Regions from separate parts of the Homo sapiens genome. Here region 2 is linked to region 1. The links are chromatin contacts, found by Hi-C in ENCODE. All regions are on one chromosome and are shown on one strand. The core of a region is the stretch at or near the end of the contact, and the rest is flanking DNA. Distances in the headings are between cores, read along the strand shown. Region 1 overlaps LINC00189 (long intergenic non-protein coding RNA 189). Region 2 overlaps GRIK1 (glutamate ionotropic receptor kainate type subunit 1).

Evidence for each region. A loop is a pair of places that touch in the nucleus more often than their neighbours do. Pooled maps may share reads with other maps.
Region 2: a pooled map shows a loop between it and region 1 (4-fold over the local background). The contact joins two enhancer-like sites. A Hi-C loop is called at or near these places in 1 of 168 maps with a recorded cell type or tissue (vagina), 2 of 37 single-sample maps with no recorded cell type and 2 of 50 pooled maps.

Annotation. Positions count from the first base shown.
Region 1 is chr21:29,228,478-29,236,099 of GRCh38, reverse strand. The region is part of intron 1 of LINC00189 (long intergenic non-protein coding RNA 189); the gene reads right to left. Among named protein-coding and RNA genes, the nearest start is that of LINC00189, 39 kb to the right of the region's middle. RefSeq lists enhancers at 109-188, 1,864-1,963, 2,394-2,573. Within about 2 kb of position 2,764, at least 6 of the 41 ENCODE cell types and tissues checked have a DNase peak (open chromatin) inside an H3K27ac peak, as active enhancers do.
Region 2 is chr21:29,636,850-29,644,471 of GRCh38, reverse strand. GRIK1 (glutamate ionotropic receptor kainate type subunit 1) reads left to right here. Exons shown (of 18, transcript NM_001330994.2): 7 at 1,503-1,646. Among named protein-coding and RNA genes, the nearest start is that of GRIK1-AS3, 17 kb to the left of the region's middle. RefSeq lists an enhancer at 4,561-4,640. Within about 2 kb of position 4,276, at least 4 of the 41 ENCODE cell types and tissues checked have a DNase peak (open chromatin) inside an H3K27ac peak, as active enhancers do.

The DNA of each region.
Region 1 (7,622 bases), core at 1,515-4,014:
TAGAATACATGAGATCACAAACAGACACTTTCAACCACCAGAAACACAACTTCACTTAATTCTACAAATATTGTCAAGCTCCAGTGGGAGATGTTCTTTCCCCTGGCATTTGGTTGCGTTTGATTTTCACAAAATAGTGAACTTCTCAAGAGGAAATGCTTCTCTAGAGCTTGCTGGATTGATTTAGTCACTTCTCCCGACTGCCCCTCAGGGTCCCCATTAATTGCTACTTGGGGCAGACTATGACCAGTTTCTCTCGGCATAAACCACACAATAACCATGACAGCATAGCTTTGAGGGTTTACTAACCTGTGACACACTCAAACCATGCGAACTAAAGGGTTTCAAAAATCCTGAAGCACCTGAAATGTTTCTGAAAATGATTCTATGACCTGGCTATTAATAGGGATGAAAACAAGTTTGAAAATTAAGAGAGAATGAGAAGTTAGATGGGAAGTTGCATGCAACTTGGGTTCTTTCCCTGCAAAGTAAGGCAAAGCAGACACAAGAGAGGACTTGAGCTTACACTCATTTTGGAGGAAAATTCCTTGTGATGCTACCCTCCCCACATCCCTGGAGCCCCCACCCCACACCATAAACCTGATCCTTGAAATAATTAAAATCCACTTCTACAAAAGGGAAAATACTAAGTAGATTGATTTTAAACCTTCCACAGTAATGCAGTATGTATCAGGGCAACAGTGGTGTTGGATTGATACTAGGAGAGAAATTCAGTCTTTGCCAGAGCAGTGACTTTATAGCCAACTCCTCATCATGTCAACCTGAAATAATCTAAAGGGTCAGATTCCAATTTTAGAGAGTTTATTCAAGCAAAAAGCTGGGAATGGCCATTTCTGGATGCTCTGTCCCAGAGAAATGGGGGTAGTGCTCTGAAGTTAAAAGCTAAATTCTCTTTTATATAGGAAAAAGCAAAGAAATTTAACAAGATTACAACATTTTCAATACAGGGCCAGTTTATGAGTTACAACAAATTAATCAGTTTCTTTTCTTTTCTTTTCCATGCAGCTTGTTTTCTTTTCTTTATCGCTCCTTTTCATTTCCTTTTGATTTTAAAAGAGTGTGCTTAACATTCCATCTTGAGGCATTGAGATGGCCATAAAGTTTTTGTGTGAGAAGAAAGAGGTTAATCTATAATGAAAGTCAATAGTAAGAGGGAAGGGGTCTCCTCTGGCATCCTTCACTGATATGGACAGGAAACAGGGAAATACTGGGTAGAAGGGGGCGGTTCCCCAACAAACGGCCCACCCTCAAGCCTGAAGACCGGCAGCCCTAAAGGAGGACAGGCATTTCTGTTTTCATGGCCAAAATTTGCCTTTTGGCCTGCCATGCACCCCCCATCCTGCCCCCATACAAACCCAAGACCTTAGCGGGCACATACACAAGAAGCTGGACATCAAGACCAGCAGACCAGTGGACCAGTGAACCAGCAGACCAGTGACAGTGGAACAATGCAGCAGAGAAAGAGAGAAAAGGAAGGATGTCTGGACTCATAGGGGAGCTTGGCCAGGGGTGGCTGGAGAAGAGTTGGGCCGCTGGATGCCCGACTCCAGGGAAAGACCACCTTCCCACTCCATCCCCACTTCTGCCTCCCCATCCATCTCACTGAGAGCCACCTCCACCACTCAATGAAACCTTGCACTCATCCTTCAAGCCCATGTGTGATCTGATTCTTTCAGGACACTGGACAAGAGCTTGGGATAAAGAAAGTTGTCACGCTGGCCCCCTGCCCTCACAATAAGGCAGAGGGTCCGTTAAGCTGATTAACACACAAGCCGTCTGCAGACAACAAATCTGAAAGAGCTTTGTAATACATGCCTACATGGGCTTCGAGTGACACAGAGACCCACCCCTAGACTCTGCCGTGGGACAGGAGCCCAAAAGTGCTTGTACTGGCCTCTGCACCTGCCTGTCTGCATGCTCCTCCTTTGAGCTTTGGGGCGACCAAGCAGGTGAGCTACACCTGTCGCACGTCCTACAACCATTCACAACATTTTACAAAATAATGTAGGTAAGGGAAAAGACAATTCAGACAATCAAAAATATTACAAAAAGTTCACAGCTGCCTAGTTTACAGCTGCCTGTCTTGTGACTCAGGCCCCATAATTCACATTTCCTTATGGCTCAAAATAATTTAGAGTTCCAACAGCTTAGATTTTGAATCACTTATTTTCACAATCACAAAGCATAGTAGGAGTCCCAGAGAGAGAGCATAGCTCACACATAATCCAAAAGTCTTTTGTAGCCCATAGTTTCAAAATCACTCTCCCCAAGAAAGGTGAGGAAAGCTGGTATCATAGAAACCAAATGGGCCCGTCTGAGTTTCATTTCCCTCCCGCTGAGAGGTAATGATGAAACACCATACAAGTACTGCTTTGAAAAGCACCTGGATTCCCCAGGTTCTTTTAGATTACCTCATGGGAAATAAAATAGAAACAAATTTAAAACTATAACTAGGTTGGTTTTTTGTTTGTTTGTTTACCAGTTAAGACCTTAGGTAGGTACATGCTATGGGCTGAATTGTCTTCCTGCAACCTCCGCCAAATGTATATGTTGAACTCCAAACCTCTAGTACCTCAGAATGTTCCTGTTTTGGGACATGATAAAAGAAAAACTTCAGTCGGTTTAAATTTAAAGGAGTTTAATTGAGCAATGAACGTTTCACAAATCAGACAGCCCCCAGAATCACAGCAGATTCACAAAGACTCCAGCGCAGCCATGTGGTGGAAGATTTATAGACCAAAAAAAAAAAGAGAAATGACGTTCAGAAATTGGAAGTGAGGTACAGAACGGCTGGATTGGTTAGAGGTTGGCGTTTGCCTTATTTGAACACAGTTTGAGCACTAAGCAGTGTATGAATGGTTGAAATATGGCTGCTGGGATTGGCTAGGATTTAGCTATTGTTACAGGTGCATACTACTAAGTTAGGTTTTCAATTTTATCTGCCTATTAAGTTAGGTTACGGTTCATCCGCAAGGACTCAAATATAGAAGTAGGGAGTCCTTCTCAGGCTATAGTTTGCTTTAACAGACATAAAGGCTTTAAAGAGGTAATTAAGGTAAAATGAGGTTATTGGCATGGGTCCTAATGTAATCTGACTGGTGTCCTTATAAGATTAGGACACAGACACACAGAAGGAAGACAATCTGAAGTCACAGATCTACAAGCCAGGGAGAGGGGCCTCAGAAGTCAACCTGCTGACACATTGATCTTAGATTCACAGCTTCCAGAACTGTGAGAAAACAAATTTTTGTTTTCTGAGTCACCTAGCGTCCTTCTGGCACTTTTTTATGGCAGCCCTAGTGAACTAATATAGTATATTAACTTCTCCACAATTTTAGTGCATATTTAAAAATCCACCCTTAGGGAGTTGCTTACTAATCTGTCTCTCACTTTTAATGCTTTGTTGACGTCCACATTGCATCAGAGCCATGTCAGAATAACTGAAATAATAGCACAGCCAGTCTGGAGGTTTGGGCTGTCAGATTCGTAACCCTTGATCCAACTCTGTGGACATCATCGACATGTACAGTTTGTTACGATCTCCGCTTTACAGATATGAAAAATGGGGCTTGAAGAGGCTACAATACTTGTTCGAGTTCGGCAACTGGAGAAGGGAAGGGCTAGGATTTGAACCTAGATGGCTTGAGTCAGAGGGTGTGCTCTTAACAATTATGGGACACTGTCTCCCTAAGCAGGGAGGAGAGGAACTGTGATATTGAAACTGCCTTTGCAAAATTATGACTGAGACAGTGAAAGAGATCTGACCTAACCAACTCCATCTTCCTTCTAACCTTTAAGCTGTCCTTGTCCCTTCCTGGGCATAGACCGAGCTAACTTTGGGAGGAATTTATAGTTTACAACAAAGACCATAACAGCCCTTTCCCAAAACAAGCCTCCTTCTTGCCTGGGGACTAGACTGCCTTTATAGGACCAATTAGCCACAAGATTTGAAATTATGTTTTAGGACTTACGCAGCTGGAGGCTACAGGATTCTGACCCTCCCTAAACTGCTCATAAGATTAGTGCTTGAAATATTTTGCAGATATTTTGATGGATCAGCTGGCACCACCCAGACTGATAAACTGGCTCACCTGATCTTGTGGCCCCCACCCAGGAATTGACTCAGCACAAGAGGACAGCTTCAACTTGCCATGATTTCATCTCTGACCCAACCAAGCAGCACTCTCAATTCACTGGTCTTCCCCCACCCACCAAGTTATCCTTAAACACCCTGGGCCAGGCCCAGTGGCTCACGCCTGTAATCCAAGCACTTTGGGAGGCTGAGACAGGCAGATCACAAGGTCAAGAGATCGAGACCATCCTGGATAACATGTGAAACCCCGTCTCTACTAGAAATACAAAAATTAGCTGGGCATGGTGGCAGGCACCTGTGGTCCCAGCTACTCGAGAGGCTGAGGCAGGAGAATCACTTGAACCTGGGAGGCAGAGGTTGCAGTGAGCTGAGATCGCGCCACTGCACTCCAGCCTGGCAACAGAATGAGACTCCATCTCAAAAAAAAAAAAAAAGACCTGTGATCCCCAAATGCTCAGGAAGACTGATTTGAGTAATAATGAAACTCTGGTCCCCCACACAGCCGGCTCCGTGTAAATTATTCTTTCTCTATTGCAATTCCCCTGTCTTGATAGATTCTGTCTAGGCAGCAGGCAAGGTGAACCCACTGGGTGGTTACAATATATCTGAGCTTTAGTGACTGAGAGAAAGGTTGAATCACTGGCAGAAACAGAGAAGATCCCAAAGTCTTCTTGTGAAGAGAAACGTGATGAGGTGGATGTTAGACCTGTTAATTTCAATGGAGAGCCTTCACACAGAGCTGGGAGATTCATGGCAGGGCCATGGGTGAAGAACTGGGGCTTCTCCATTTAAGGCATGGAAGCAGAGGAGACCTCTAAGCAGAAAATTGCAAAGAAGAGAATTACAAATCCTTCCTTTGGGTGTGGCCACAGTTAAGATGAGAATGAGGGAGCGGCAGCTGTGAAGAAGCCAGAGAGGCCGAGCGTAACCAGAAAACACAGAGTCCTGGGATTCCAGGGTAGAATATGTCAGGGATGTGGTAGTAAACACTCAGAACAGCAAACTGCTGACTAGTGCTGTCAGCAAACTGAAATAAGCACTGCATTGAGGGCAGGCAATTGGTTTAACTCCAACATACTCAACTTTTCATTATTGAGATATTCTGGGCACCATCTAATAAAAACTAGCATTTTCCAAAAAACTTCTTAATTCTCAGTCCTCACTTACATATTGAAAAAAATTGTAAAATACACAGAAACAGAAACATATGATTGGCTTTATAAATAATCATAATGATCTGAATCAGCAAATACTGTAAATACAGCAAATACTGTAAAATCACTTCTTAAATTCAGAAAATATTCAAGCATTTTAAAAACCAACAGAGATAGCTACATGTTGACAAAATAATGGATATTAGTAACTGTCTAGTGATCTCTAACAAACTGTAAAAAACAAAACTGTAATATAGTAAGAAAGAATTAGAAACCCCATTGTTAGGCTTAATCTGTGAAAAGATATTTTAGTAGTTTTGTTGATAATGAAAAAAGTGCATATAGCCCAGATATTTATTATTTTTTAAAAAAATTAGACTAGCTCTTACTACCCAATGTAGTCTTTGAGTTGGAAAGACAATCCAAGCTAAATCACTACACCAAATATATAGATAGAAATTTTCCCTACAACGTGCCTAATAGATGGTCATGCAATAGTCCTGATATGGTTTGGCTCTGTGCTCCCGTCCCCAAATCTCATCTGAAATTATAATCCCTACATGTCAGGGGAGGAACCTGGTGAGAAGTGTTTGGATCATGGGGGCGGGTTTCCCTCTGCTATTTTCATGACAGTGAGTTCTCACGAGATCTGATGGTTTAAAGTGTGGCACTTCCCACCTTGTTCTCTCTCTCTCCTGCTGCCTTGTGAAGGAGGTGCTTGCTTCTCCTTTACCTTCTGCCATGATTATAAGTTTCCTGAGGCCTCCCCAGCTATGTGGAACTGTAAGTCAATTAAAACTCCTTTCTTTATAAATTACCCAGTCTCGGGTAGCTCTTTATAGCTGTGTGACAACAAACTAATACAAGTCCATATCATTGTCTTTTATTAATTATAGAAAGCTCTTCTTAATACTGAGTTTAAACCTGCCTCCCTATAACATCAATTAGAATACTTCCCTTGGGACAGAATAAGACAATCTATAATAAAATAGCCGGCCCCCTTTTTTTTTTTTTTTTTTTTTTTTTTTTTTTTTTTTTGAGACGGAGTCTCGCTCTGTCGCCCAGGTCGGACTGCGGACTGCAGTGGCGCAATCTCGGCTCACTGCAAGCTCCGCTTCCCGGGTTCACGCCATTCTCCTGCCTCAGCCTCCCGAGTAGCTGGGACTACAGGTGCCCGCCACCGCGCCCGGCTAATTTTTTGTATTTTTAGTAGAGACGGGGTTTCACCTTGTTAGCCAGGATGGTCTCGATCTCCTGACCTCATGATCCACCCGCCTCGGCCTCCCAAAGTGCTGGGATTACAGGCGTGAGCCACCGCGCCCGGCCTAATAGCCGGTCTCTTAATAAATTAACCTTCTCTTCTGTACACGCCTAATTCTTCCATTGGACTTCCTAGTATGTGGTTTTTAGACCCTCCTTGCTGATCTATCATTATTTGTGTGCACTCCAGGTTAACAACTGACCATTAAAGTGTAACAGACAAATTTTAATTTAATACTCCTGCAAAGACCTGATCATTATATTTGTTACTGAACAAATAATAATTAAGAATCTACCAAGCACAATACATTGAGCTGAACATTGGGGATAAAACATGTGGTTTAGAATGCAGATCTTCAATATCTGCAGTGACTATCTCAGCTTTTGGGGGCTGTGTGGTATTTTGGTCTCACAGCAAATTTGTAATTAATTTATTTGTTTATGTCTTATTTTCGTTTTTACAAAAGCTGCTGCCACAAAGATTTTCAGATCTTATATCTTATCATTGCAGATTTGCTCTTTTAAAGCTGACAATAGTAACTTACATATTTCATGCCATTTCATAGCCAGTTGTCCAACCTGGTGAGATTACTTAGAATTTTCATCTTCAACTAGCAGCAAAAAAAGAAAAAAAAAAGAGTTCTTTTCGCTAAGCTGGCAGCTTTTTGCATTATAAATTTTTAAATTTGATAAATGTGGCTTTTATGCTTATATTCAAGTCTCCGATAACATTTTCACAGAAGTCAAAGAACAAAGAAACTTCTTTTAAGGTTGACCTCCCTTGGTTTATACCCTTTTTGTGTGACTGTCCAACTACTTAAAAAATCATCTGGAACATCAGAGGTAGCCATCCCACATGCTTTTATCTCGCTCATAAGATTATTAAAATAGGCTTTATTCATGTATAATACAATAATAAAGGTTGCCAGGGGTTCATTTGTGCTGTTTATTGTTACTTTTATGAAGAAAAATGAAGAACTGCACAGATATCTAACGGATAAGAAGGCTGAAGGAGGAACCAACCACAAAAACAACAGCAGAAACTGTCTGTAAGGAAACCACAAGGCCCAGATAGTGGGACACACCACCAAATC
Region 2 (7,622 bases), core at 3,027-5,526, 410 kb before region 1:
CTACAGTTCTCACAAAAATAAATGTCATTTTAAGGAATTGAGTAGTATTAACTTCGTCAGTGAACATGTTTAAACAACTTTTCTGTGTCAGGAACCATGTTAGTCACCAAAGCTAACTTAAATTTGAGCAGTTTCTGCCTTCAAAAAACCAATATTCTTAACAAGATACAGACATAAAGATCCATGACCATGAATAGATGGAAAATACAATGATAAAGATTGAACAGAATAATAATGATTCAAAGTAGAGGTATTCCGTGACCTCAAAGACTGATAAAATTGTGAGATATAGTAACCCCTGTCCTCACTTTCTACCTCCACCAAGACATGAGCAATCAATGCATAGTATATGTTGAATGAATCAACCAATTTTGGAAAACCATATGATAATTTTCATTCTATGACCTAGATTCTAGGTTTAACTCTGAAAATGATTAGCTATGTATATAATCCCTATTACTCTCCAGAAATAATAAGCAGAAGTAGTGACATCTCTGGGATTTCTCACTATGATTGTGTATGTGGTGTGTGTGTGGCTGTGCATGTGTGTGTGTGTGTGTGCATGTGTGTGCCCCTCCACAAATATCCTACCTCGAAGTGAGTTTTCTCACATAATAAATAGCTTTATCTCTTCTGCTTATTTTGAAGACTTGTTGAGAATTTCAAATGAGCTAATGTATTTGAAGTTGCAATGAAACCCTCAAGTGAAATGCAAGGGTATTATAAGATTTTATCCCTAAAGGAAACCACAGGGAAGCATATTTTATAAAATGCTGTATTATGTAAAATTGTGCAAGTGAGAGGAATTTCATGAGGAAGGGAAGAACGAGATGCCCAACCCCCTAAAAGGAATGACCGACTTGTTTCAATCTCTCTCAAGAAAGCACATGCTGGCAAGAGGAGGCATGTTCTGAGCAAGCTGCACTTGTCTGCCCTTCAGAGGGTCTCCCAAAACTTGCCGTTGAGTTTCATTCCATGACTATGAACTTCTTAACTCTGCTAAATGAAAGTGACCAACACCAGTATCCTTATCTGGAAATCACCTGTTAGTGATTGTAGCAGTTTCTTTCTACCAAATATAAACCAGTAAGTAGATAGATAAATAGATATAGACAAATGCTGAGAAACAAATCTGATATTGCAACTTTGAGCTTTAGTAGCTTCTAGCTCAAGGTAGTTGATCTTAACACCATGCTTAACATGGAGGACACTTCGCAAAATATTTGTTCCTTGAATCAAGTCTTTTGTGGCTGATCTGGGTTGCTTTATTTTTTTTTAAAGAACTTGAAACGAAGCAGAGTTATAACTTCAATTTACTCCAAAGTGTGAGGTATTATTTTGGAGAAAAATAGCTATTGGAGAGTGAAAACTACCTAGCTGAAGAGTAAATGGCCTTTGAGATCAGACAGATAAGAGCTATGGAAGCAGGGAGAGTGATTATGCAAGTAAAGGAAGGTAAGCAAAAGTGGAATTTAAGATGCGGTGTGTGTTTTCCTCCACAGACTGAAGCGGCTCTGATGTACGATGCTGTGTACATGGTGGCCATTGCCTCGCACCGGGCATCCCAGCTGACCGTCAGCTCCCTGCAGTGCCATAGACATAAGCCATGGCGCCTCGGACCCAGATTTATGAACCTGATCAAAGAGGCAAGTGATGCTCCCTCACAGCCCAGGGGCCCTTCTGAGCACTGTTGGGCTTGCCCATTTGGTATGGTCCTCCCCACAGGGTTCTGCTGGCATGATGCCCCTAAGAGAGAGGAAGCCATCATCAACCAGTCTGCTCAGATTTCAGTGTCAAAAGTTTGTCCAGAAGGACTAGCAGGAATTTTCCATTGTGATGCTGAGAAGTTCAGTGACGCTACCAGATACCAACACTTACTCTCCTTCATGCCAGCCATGGCCATAGCTCCTGCTGGCTCTCCACACATGTCCATAAGGGCATATGGGTGTTTCTTCCATGTCCCACTGAGTCAAGGGGAGAGTTGATCCATTACTGAAGGGTACCAGAGATAGTTCCAGCATTATCAGTCCACAATCCCAGTGGCCTCCTAAAGCTCAGGCTGTACAGGACTGAGTGGAAGGACCTCTTTAATTATATAGTGACTATTTTGTCATTTATCAGCTAACTGGAAAAGTTTATTCCCATTCAAAACCTACTGAGCACATAAAAGATTTTTGAGAGTATGGGGTATTTGCAGGGATAGATATCTTCACTGATGTCCTGGGATCCTGGACTGTCCTCCACCTTTTCTTTTCTCTGAGGCAGTTTGACTCCTTGTCACAAGGCCCTGTTCTAAGCCCCGTGACTCCTTATCGATATGTACACTGCATGATCATCCATTCCACCACGAACCTCAGGGTGTGTCTGGACTTGATGATAAGAAATAAGGCTCTTTGGAGTAGCTAGGCCTGAGTATGCGCAATGCTCTGAGATGCTATTCTAATATTTCTCTATGGGATACAGACATTTAGTTCTCAAGTGAAGAGTATTTTTTTCCTTTCTGTACTGGAGAAGGATGGAAATATAGTGTAAAGAAGAGGGAGGGCACAGGAGAATACCCAGCTAAGAGTAAGGAAAGACACCTGCTTTGGACTCGTGTCTCTGCTGGTCTCTTCCATGCCTGCACACCCTCTCTCAGTCTGTTCAATGCAACTAAAGGCTGACTCTGATCCATGAGGGTGAGGATAAAGCAGGCGGGATGTATAAGGATTAAGTACCTAGGCTACAAATCTAGGTTGCTTGCAAGCCCAGGATGAGGGTGCAATTTAAGGAAACATTCATTCTTGGGTGAGTATTCTATACTTGCACAAGATTAAGAGGAAATTCTCGCTTAAATTTTGTACCCTGAGCACCTCTCTTACTTTATCCTAGTCCTGGCAGTGACTGCATGGGTTTAAATCTTAGTTCCACTAACACTGATGAGCAATATAACCTGGGCAAGTCTATTGGTCCATTTTCATGCTGCTGATAAAGACATACCTGAGACTGGGTAATTTATAAAGAAAAAGAGGTTTAATGGACTCACAGTTCCACGTGGCTGAGGAGGCCTCACAATCATGGCGGAAAGTGAAAGGCATGTCTACATGGTGGCAGGCAAGAGAAAACTTGTGCAGGGAAAATCCCATTTATAAAACCATCAGATTTCATGAGACTTATTCGCTATCACGAGAACAGCATGGGAAGACTTGCCTCCATGATTCAATTACCTGCTACTGGGTCCCTCCCACAACACATGGGAATTGTGGGAGCTACAATTCGAGATGAGATTTGGGTGGGGACACACCAAAACCATATCAGCAAGTTACTTACACTTCTTGTCTCTCAGTTTTCTTATCTATAAGATGGGTATAGTATCATCTACCCCACAGCATGACTGTAAGGATAAAGAATTAGGCAAATGCTTGTGAAGAATAGTTCAGAAACCTAGTAAGCATCTGAAATACTATTCTCTTGCCATTGGAAGGCACCACTAAGAATAGCCTCATTCAGTTTACTGAAGATGATACCAGGAATTTCAAACTGGCAACAACAACAACAACAACAAAGACATCACAAATAGGCATGAAACAAAATACCTTTTCTGACAGCTACATAACTCTGACACACTGTGCCTAATAGAAAAACATCACACCACCTCCTTTTCCCTGCAGTGATCATGGTTGTGTCCTGAATCGCCATCCTGATTACCTTGATCTTTAACAAGAAAACAGCTGGTTTTCTTTTATCTCCTAGAAGTTCAAGGAGAGGCAGAAGTGACATGAAAGCTTGGGATCAAACACTCAAGAGCCCCCAAGACACCTTATCACTTGTACTTAAGTCGCATAAGAAGGTGAAATTACCAAGCCACATTTAGGCATATTTAAAGAAATAATGAGCTCCAAGATGAGGGACCACACTGAAAATAAGAAGGCATTTTATATTCATTCACTCCAAAGAAGCAAATCTCTCATTTTTAATCTCCACAGTTAGGGGTTACAGGAAGGGAGGGGGGAATGAATCAGAAACCATTGTCAACATTGTGCTCATCCTCTTTTGTCTCCTGAGTCAGGATGTCATATGCTACCTTTGGCAGGGTGTAGGTACCTACAGAGAAGATGGAATGGGGTAACCAGAAGCAATGCCTCAGCCTGCTGGAGGACTGGCACTGAGGAAATTCTGAGACAACCTAAAACATGCAAAAGAGAAAGTGCACGTGTTTTTTCAGATGAGTGCATAACTGAACAAAATTTTGCAAGTATCAGGTTTCATTAGGAAACATGAAATAAGGAACTTGGTCCCCAAATTTCCCCCGCTGCTTCTTTTTTTTTTTTAAGTTATTCTCACTTTGTAAAGAAGTTCCAAAACTAGAGTCAGAAAAAAAAAAATGAAAAGAAGCAAGTCAGCAGATTGAATTTATGGGGTGAAGACCAAATTCATCACAGGAGGTAAACTTCCTGAGCAGAGGTTGTTGCATGTGCGGTAATTTCTGATAACTCCACACACTGTTGGGAATCAGTAAGCTTTTCAGACACATGTTTCCAGCTCACTGCCTTTCAGTGTATGGGGCTGACTAGATAAAGGGGAAGAGTTAAAGAACATATGAAACATGATAGAGTATGTTACTATGTTAGCTCTCCGAGCATTTGCTAAACAAATGCATGCTAGGAGATTATACATTCCCACTCAACAAGCATTACTGGAACTCCACTACATAAGTAATATTAACTTGGCATCTTAAGGGATAACACCCTTGAAAAGTAGAAGAGGTGGCTTCTGCCACCTAGTAATGTAAATTCTACATGGCAGAGGATTGACACGCTTCATTAAAGCTTTTTCTTATACCTCAGGATAAAACATACACTCTTCAGCAGGATATACAGGCTCATGATCTTGTTCCTGATCCCTTTGCCAGCTCTCTCATCTCCTGCTCCATCTGCAGCACCTGCTGAACCTACTGTGGCTCCCTTGAATATGCAATATGCTCCTACCAAATTATTTTAACTCTGATTGCAATGCCGTGCTCCTCTGGGTCATGCTTTACGTCTCAACTCAAGCACTAGCTCCTATCTGCAGGACCCTGACTCACAGATGTAGGCTTTGTACCTCCATTACAACTGTGGGTATGCTATTGTGTTTGTTTCCACGTCTATCTCCAAGCTATGCGTTTTCAGTCTCAATTCCCTAGTTCTTGCACAATGCTGGACATAGAATAAGCACCCAATAAATACATGCCAAACAAGTGAATGAATTGATGAATGAATTAATGAATGAATTAGCAAAGGAACCGAAGAACACACACAATCTATAAGCATGTGCAGTGCTTCAGGACACACTGTGTTCATAAAAATCATATCCAGAAACAATTCAATAAGACAGAGTCAGGAGCTGGACTAGACCTGTCCACCAGGGCCATAGGTTTCGATAGGAGAGTGAGGCAGGGATTTAGGGAAAGACCAACCTATTTAACTCTGGTGCTGGGAACACAGATTCTGAGATTTCATCACACTTTGCTGTCAGTGTGAACTTAGTCAAGTCATTTAGCTTGTTTCTCAGTTCCTCCTTCTATAACATGGGTAATAAAATGCCCACACCATAAGTTTGTAGGGATTACATATTTTATATGTATAGCCTAGCAAAATATTTGTCATGTAGTGATTGTTTAATGAAGGATAGCTACCATCAAATGAAAGGTTCTGTTAAAAAATGAAAAACAGTTTTCCATTTTCAAGAAAAGGAAGTCTATTGGAGTAAGATTGCAGTTAGATTAACACCTTTTCTTGAAATGAACTTACAGAAAAAATGTACATGTATAATTCAGTCCACTGTATCCTCCTTTGAACTAGTTTTACCTGCTTGTTTTCTCATGCATAAATATTTATGTTTCTTTGACATATTTATGTGAGGATTATGTTTTTAATATTCTAACATCACAAAGTAGCCTTTTGTTTCTGTATTGCACTTTACGGGTAATTGTTATTTTGCCACCTCTTTGTACAACTGATATGGTTTGGCTTTGTGTCCCCACTCAAATCTCATCTCGAATTCATATCCTCACGTGTGGAGTGGGGTACCCATAATCTCCAAGTGTTGAAGGAGGGAGGTGATTGGATCATGGGGGCGTTTCCCCCATGCTGTTCTTGTGATAGTGACTGAGTTCTCAAGAGATCTGACGGTTTTAGAAGGGGCTCTTCCCCTTTCGCTTTCTCCTCTCTCTCCTGCTGCCATGTAAGACATACCTACTTCCCCTTCCGCCATGATTGTAAGTTTCCTGAGGCCTCCCCAGCCATGCAGAACTGTGAGTGAGTCAATTAAACCTCTTTCCTTTATTTAAAAAAAAAATGTCTACCATGTAAGGTAGTGGTCAGGAAAAATAAGGCAACACCTAGGAAACATTAAGTATATTGCCAAACATATTATAAGCACTGCATGTTTCTTATTACTGTTATTGGTGTCATCATTATTATTATTGGAGTCATCATTATTATTATTGGAGTCTAGGATAAAGTAGCAGTTGTTTGCAAAATGGAAGACAGTACCTAGTGGTGGAAAACCGAAAGTTCCATGGAGACAGGCATGCAGCATGCAGTAGGCCAACTGCAACGAAGCCAGGAAATGAGGACTTTCAATCATAGACCACACACATGATTGTTCAAGAAAGGTGAAAAGACATTAGGCAAAAATTCACCTCAACCAAGGCTGAGTTTCTTGGTTCGTTTGGGCTGCTGTGACAAAATACCATAAACCAGGTGTCAAATAACAGCAGAAACTTACTAGTCATAGTTCTGCAGGCTGGGAAGTCCACTATCAAGGTGCTAGCAGAATCCGTTGTCTGGTGAAGGCTGGCTTCCTAGTTCATAGACAGCTGTCTTGCACTTTGTCCTCACATGGTGAAAGGGGCAAGGAATCTCTCAAGGGCCTCTTTTATAAGGGCACTAGTGCCATCCATTCACCTCCCAAAGCCCCCACCTCCTATTACCATTGTCTTGAGGGTTAGAATTTCAGCACATGAATTTTAGGGGTAAACAAACATTTGAACTACAGCATGAGCTACCAGAATACCATAGCAAGCTGCTTCTCAGGTCAGTCTGGGAAATGGTAGCTGAATGTAGGGGCCGAGGAAGCCAAGAATTACGCTGTGTCCAGATTAGGTTCCAGCTGGATATAGGACAATCAGTGGAGCAGCTGTGGTAGCAGCAAGCACTGAAGCATCTGGAAAGAAGAAGGTTTCTAATCAGGGGTGCTGGGAAGAACAGTGAACAGAGTACAGAACCGGGAATCAGAGATCTTACGTTACATCAGTTGTCCTTAGTTATTTTCTGGGTCACAGTGCTTCTATTAAAACTGATTTAAACATAAATCCATTGTCCCCCAAAATGCAAACACATTTGTCTATAATCTCAGTGGCCTTAAAGACACCCTGGCTTCCCTAAAACCCACATTCAAGGTGCCTGAATTGAGTTTTAGAGTAGAATTTGGTTGAAAGGGCATTCCAGTATAATGAATGGCAAATGTATAAATGAAGCATAAGGAATCCTGTTGGGCCCAGATGGAGTGATCCTATGTGGAAGCAGTGAAAAATATGTTTAAGTAAATGTGGAAAGACAATTGGAAGTTGTCTGCTAAAATTCAAATTTGACTGATAA